Linked DNA regions of Mus musculus: region 1 is linked to region 2. The links are chromatin loops, found by intact Hi-C in ENCODE. Cell type or tissue: gastrocnemius. All regions are shown on one strand. Links, peaks and the distances in the headings refer to the core of each region. The heading gives the core; the rest is flanking DNA. Region 1 has its middle 28 kb from the start of Olfr521. Region 2 overlaps Gm34280 (a long non-coding RNA gene).

What was found. A loop is a pair of places that touch in the nucleus more often than their neighbours do. Peaks named below come from ENCODE experiments on the same cell type or tissue, not always from the same donor. Only the 100,000 strongest peaks of a DNase experiment are listed, where the experiment ranks them.
Region 1: it touches region 2 in a loop (4-fold over the local background); 15 of 42 quality-filtered maps call a loop at or near these places.

The regions. Positions count from the first base shown.
Region 1 is chr7:99,793,933-99,796,838 of GRCm38, reverse strand. No RefSeq gene overlaps it. Among named protein-coding and RNA genes, the nearest start is that of Olfr521, 28 kb to the right of the region's middle. In gastrocnemius, for the core only: no CTCF peak of the experiment used is centred there; DNase peaks (open chromatin) are centred at 894 and 1,118.
Region 2 is chr7:99,706,694-99,709,599 of GRCm38, reverse strand. All of the region lies in intron 4 of Gm34280 (a long non-coding RNA gene), which reads right to left. Slco2b1 (solute carrier organic anion transporter family, member 2b1) reads left to right here and starts at 2,758. Exons shown (of 14, transcript NM_001252530.1): 1 at 2,758-2,906. In gastrocnemius, for the core only: no CTCF peak of the experiment used is centred there; DNase peaks (open chromatin) are centred at 1,045 and 1,760; H3K4me3 peaks cover 645 bases; H3K27ac peaks cover 1,905 bases.

The DNA of each region.
Region 1 (2,906 bases), core at 102-2,601, 87 kb before region 2:
ACACAGTCCTTCACACAAGGCCACCCCTGAATCCTTTTCTGTCATGTCCTCTGTGTGAACCTGTGCCTCTCCTTACAGATGTGATCTCAGGACCTCCTGTCCTTGGCTTTGCGCCCTCACTGCAAGTCCACAAGTCTGAAACCTCAAGGGAAGTCCTACTGGGTAAACGCCATGACAACTGTCTTGCCTGACTACGACAGGGTTTTCTTCAAAGAGAAGTGGAGAGGGGGCTCCCCAAGGGAGACACTGCCATTGGAACCCCTTGTCCCTACTACCAAACAAGGGTTCTGTATGGTAAAGGCCCAGGAACCATTTCTCATGAGAACAAAGGCCCCAAGTTTCCCCAATACCCTGTTGCTGATCAGCTGGCGCCTCTCAGCAGGATAGGCCATCTCCCTCTGAAGGCCCGCATTCCCTTCTGCAGGAACTGGGGCAGGGTGGGGAACAGAACAGATGTTTATGGGTGCAAGCTCTGTGTGGCTGTTATTTCAGGCTCTCACCCTTCTCTCAGCCACACAATCCTTCCATAGTAGCTAAATCTGTGACTTATTTTTAATATTTTTCCTTTAGCATACTTTATTTGGATCTCTAATTTCATGGTCTCCAAGCAGTGATACAGGCTCGATATTATATATTTTTTTCCCTAACACACATTGTGATAAATACATAGCTGTTTTAAAAATAACAAAGAATGCTGACACGCACCCTTGTTAATGCCAGCGAGGCGTGTGCCACGCCTGGGTGAGCTAATCTCCACAAACGTGTAAAGTCACCGACATCATTTATATTTTACAAGAAATTGAAGCCCAGAAAGGTGGAAAGACTTGGCCAAGGTCACACAGAGTCTTCTGATCTTGGCCCACAACCCAGGGAAGAGGGGGAGGGGTGCAGGTGCTTGAGGGATGCGGAGGGGAGGGGTGTAGCTGCCAATGAGAAATGCAAGAAGACAGAAAAGATGGAGAGTTGTGGGGATAGGAAACCCATGTCAGAAAAGCAAATGACCTGGGTCCCAATGTCCTATGCACAGTAATGGCCATGAAAATAGCTGCAGATTTGCCTGCGTTTGTGTGAGCAAGATTTATCGTGCCAGCAGCTCCGGTAATTGGGTGACGAAAGCATTGCAGCTGGGCCCGCAGGCTCGCAATTCATTATCAGGGAGACGGGTGGGTGGGGAGTGGCCTGGAGTTCACTCAGCTGTGGAAAGACTGCCGCCCCAGAAAGAAGAAAGAGCAGGTGGGCAGGCCTCAGAAATGTGGGGGACCTTCCTCTTTTCAGCGAGCATCCCAAGAAGGGGGTGACAGATTCAACGGAAGGGCCACAGCAGAGAGGAGCCTGTAGCAGGGTGTGTCTAGAGGTGGAGCCTGGAGCCAGAGGGGAAATCCCTAATTTGAATATTGTTGCCTTTGAGACCCCGAGCAGATGACGTCATTGCTTCAAGTCTTGGCTTCCCCGATATATGCTGCAGATCATAGTGCTGACCTAACTAGCAAGTACTGAGGCTCCAACGAGATGAGATGATCTTGTTTAGACCCAGAGCCTCCTGCTAGGGAAGCCTTCGTCCCTTTCTGCCCACTCAGGTCTGCCCTTCCTGACCATGTGAGCTCTGAGTCCTCCTCAGATCTCCAAACCTGACGCTCAGCTACTGTGGGTTCAGCCAAATGAATGCCAAGTCTTCCTGTAGGATGAGGAAAGCCAAAGGAGGCAACAGACTGGGGTTTCAGGAAAAAGCCCTAAAGGAGGGAAAACTGGGCAGCAGACTCTATCTAGGGTTTAACTCTATCTCTAGGTGGTAGGGGGTTCTGGCTGGCACCTGACTCTACTCCCACCTGGTAGGACCCTCTGGGGTCCGTGGGGACTGATGGAACTGGGGGCACAGAGAAAGGGAAGAGAAGAGGAGACTGGATTTCAGGCCTGCCTCTGCTGTTTTTACAGGTAGTTTCCCCTCTAAGCCTTTGTTTTCTTGTCTGGAACATAACCACAGGTTTTATTTGGATTTCTTTAACTGTGAAGAGTAGGAAATTACTCAAGGCCCCCTAGACAAAGAGGAGCTGGGTATGGACCAGTTGTGGCGTAGAAGATGAGCAAAGCCCTGAAGAGTGTCAGCACCAGACCCTGCCCTGTGCCATGTGCAGCGTCAACTATTCACAGCCCCCTCATTTTATTATTTTATTTTATATCATTTTATTGAGACATGCAGCCTAGAATGGTCTTGAACTCACTATGTAGCCAGGGATGATTTTGAACTTCTGATCTTTCTGCCTCTACCTCCTAAGTGCTGGAGTTACAAGTGTATATATACATCCATGCCTGGTTATGTGGTGGTTGGGGCTCAGGTCTAAGGCTTTATGCAAGCTAGGAAAGCACTCTGCTGATCAAGCTACATCCCAACCCTCATACCCACCTCTTGACAGGGAGCTTTGTTCAGATAGACAAATGGAAATTTAGCATGAAGCACTGTGAACTCAGGTCTGACTCCAGACCAGAGCTGTGAGTAGGAGTGACAGAGGGTGACAGGAAGTGACAGGCTGCACCTCATCTCCCCTTCCCTCCAGCTGTGTCAGATGAATTAGCTAATAGCTAGCTGACTGACCGCAGACACTAAGTTCATCAAGTGCTCTGTGTGCACCAGGCACTGCTCTGCTTGTCCACGTTAGCCAGCTTTCTGTTTTTTCTGTTCTTAGCAGCTCCACAGGGAAGACATCTCTATGTGGCAAACCTCTGTCTTACATTAAGTAACTTGACTAAAGTCATATGAACTGAACCCCTGGCTGCAGATCTTGAATCCTTAATCTCTGTACTGTACTGCAATGATCAGAAAGGAAAATCTCCCAGGCTTACAGTCAGAGAACAGTGCTGCCTGCTTCCTCCAGGTCCTTTTTCCTCTCTACCTGCTGCTTAACTTTTGG
Region 2 (2,906 bases), core at 247-2,746:
CAAAGCAGTGGCAGTAAGCAAACGTGGACGAGCCAAAGGGTTCATGGCAGAGCCCCTTCTAGAGTCCCCTTTATCCAGCTGGCCTGCCGACCATGAGGTGTCTAAATGAGCTGCATTTCCTCAGGGTAGAAAGGACCGGCAAAAAGGGAAAGTCCAGACCCTTAGCCAGATGGAGGCTACTTTTCCTCTACTGGCCAGGGAAAGAAACTCAGGGTGAAGTAGACAGGCACTCCCAATGAGCCTCACTCAGTCTCACAATCTGAAGATGGGACATTGAATTAAAAGAGCTCTACATTCCTTCCCACACTGACCTCAGTACAACAGACGTATCTGACACGGATGTCCTTAACTCACAGCTCACCTCTTGCTAGAGAGAAACGTGTGTGTGTGTGTGTGTGTGTGTGTGTGTGTAGAGGATGGGATGTGTTGGGGTGGGTGGGTGCAGGGTCGGGTGCAGGGGAGGGCTCTGAGCAAATCACCTCTCTGAGTGGTAGTGTGAGGCTTGGCAGTGAGGAAAGACAAGCAAGGCATTGCCTTCCCTGGACGGACCTAAGGAGCCCTGCAAGAAGCAGGTCTGCACAGCAGGGATCTGAGCCCAAGGCAGTGGCCCAGGCTTGGACCACCCAGGCTTGCTGAAGACCCTCATTTGCTACCGAGCTAGCCTAGAGCTCATTTATAGATATCCGCTCCCTGACTGACGAGGCAGAGGGAAGTGAGAATGGAGGTGCTGAGGATGCAGTTTGGAGGTTTGGGGGGAAGGTGTCTCTGACTACTACTCCCCTTATCTGCCGAGCAAGGTCACAGTGACCATCAGGCTCTCCCTGCAGCTTGATGGTTTAAGGCCATGATCACTTAACAGATGGTAAGACCGAGTCCTAAGGAGCGGAGGATTTGCCCGGTGTCCCACAGCAGGGTTGTGACAGAGCTGGGACCAGAATGGAGCTCAGCAATCTAGTTCCCTGCATCCTTCTTCCTGCAACCCGAAGCAGATGGCTCCACAGATGAAATCTCCTGTTGTGTCAGGTTTACAGAAAGGCCCGTCTCTACGTGGGCTACTCAGAGAGAAGGGCCCTGGTTCTGCCAACAGCTCAGGGTTTTACAACAACGTCAGGCTTGGCAGGAACCACAGGACCATGAGAATGTCAAGGATGCTGGGAGCTGCAGAGTTTTGCAAGCCATGCCAACAGCAGGCGAAGCTTTAAAAAGGCATCAAGTTTCGCAAACAATGGGAATCTGCAGATGGTGCTAGGATCCACACAGCCCATGGGGCTGTGCAGTGTGCAGGCTGCAGCAAACAGCAATGTTCCCAAGTACACGAGGCCAGGGAGCAAGGCAGCAAGCACAGAGCTTAGGGCTCCTGTGGATGGGACCCAACTCAACTACTAGTTCAGGAACTGTCTGAGGACCTGTTAGCTCAAGTTTCATAGGCTGACCTTTGTTCCACCTAAGCACATCTGAGTCCATGAATATTCTGGTTTCATACAAAAAGCCTCAGTTCCTGAGGCTAAGTCAGTGATAAGAGAGTTTCTAAGGGACCCTCCTTCTTGCAGCTCTGTACCAGTGATTTGATATCTTGAAGGTTCTCTGTCTTCCAGTCTCTAGGAAAACTCGCTGCTGACTTTGGACTGAAGGGTGAGAGCCCAGATCTACTCTGGCTTCCCAATTAGGACAGAGTCTTCTTTCTGTCAGTCCGTCACAATTGCTGGCCTTCATCCACGGTCACGTGCTCATATTGCTGGTCCTTCAATGACACCTTCACTCAGAAAGCGTTGGGCATCTGGCTGAGTGCCTAAGCTCCAGCCAGATCTGTATCTCAGATGTCCCAGCTTTCTATGGCCAAGTGGGCTAAAGGAAGCTCTCTATCATTCCGAGGAAGCTAGACTCTCAACTCACATCCCCACTCTATGCACAGGTCTCCTTTTGGAGATGGAGTTGTGCTCATTTCTGTATCAAATTGGGGCCAACTCTTCCCTGAGAAGAGAGCCTGGGTTGAAGGGCATGCCTGGTTCTAGCATGATGGGTGGGGGTGGGGAGCAGCAAGACATGTTTTCCCAGCAAGTGGGGTGCTCTGTGGCATGTGACTCAGACTGTGAAATGGAGGAATCCAAGGCTGTTGGATGAATGGGCCCTAGGGAGCCTCCCCAGCCCAGTGAAGGCCCTGCCTCTTGCCCCTCCCTCCAGTTCAGCCTCTGGCCTCCAGGCTTGGCTTCTCTATTTATTGTCGCACTCTTCACACCACAAGAACTCCTGTGATGCCTGTCCCTTGGCTAGGGCCAGCACTGGGATGGGATCATTCTTCCAGCCATCTAGAAGACCTTTGTCCAGACATCTCTTAAGAATTTCACGTTTACTGTTTTGTCTTGCTTCCTTTCCCCCTCCCTTCCTTCCCCTTTCATCTAGGTGGCGCAGATGGCAAGGGCAGATATTAGTGAGAGATGAGGGAGACAGGGCAGAGGCTCAGAGGGAAGCAAAGGCTTGCTTCAGAGCTCATAGAGGGTTGGGAAGACAGCAGCCCCACAGGAAAAGCAGCTCAGGCGGTGACTAGGATTGCAGCAAAGAGACTGAACATTCTGGAATGTTTGTCTCTAGAATGGTCCTGAACTTAAGAGCCATAAACAGCTTCTCACTCTGGCCTCTGCTGCTCCCACAGGAAATAACCATAAGCCTCAGGGAGGGACCAGCCTCCTCACTGCATGGGGGCTGGACCTAAACAAACCCGCCTCCTTTGCAACTCCTGGTCCTGGGCTGTCCCAACCAGAGATCAGAGGAATTCATGGAACCAAAGAAACAGACACTGCAAGGGTTGGGGGGTCTAAAGCTAGATAAAGGAGCAAGTTCCCAGAAGAGCTCTCAGGGAGGGGTCAGTTTGAGCAGGGCTTCTACCACACCTGACCTGGAGGCAGCTG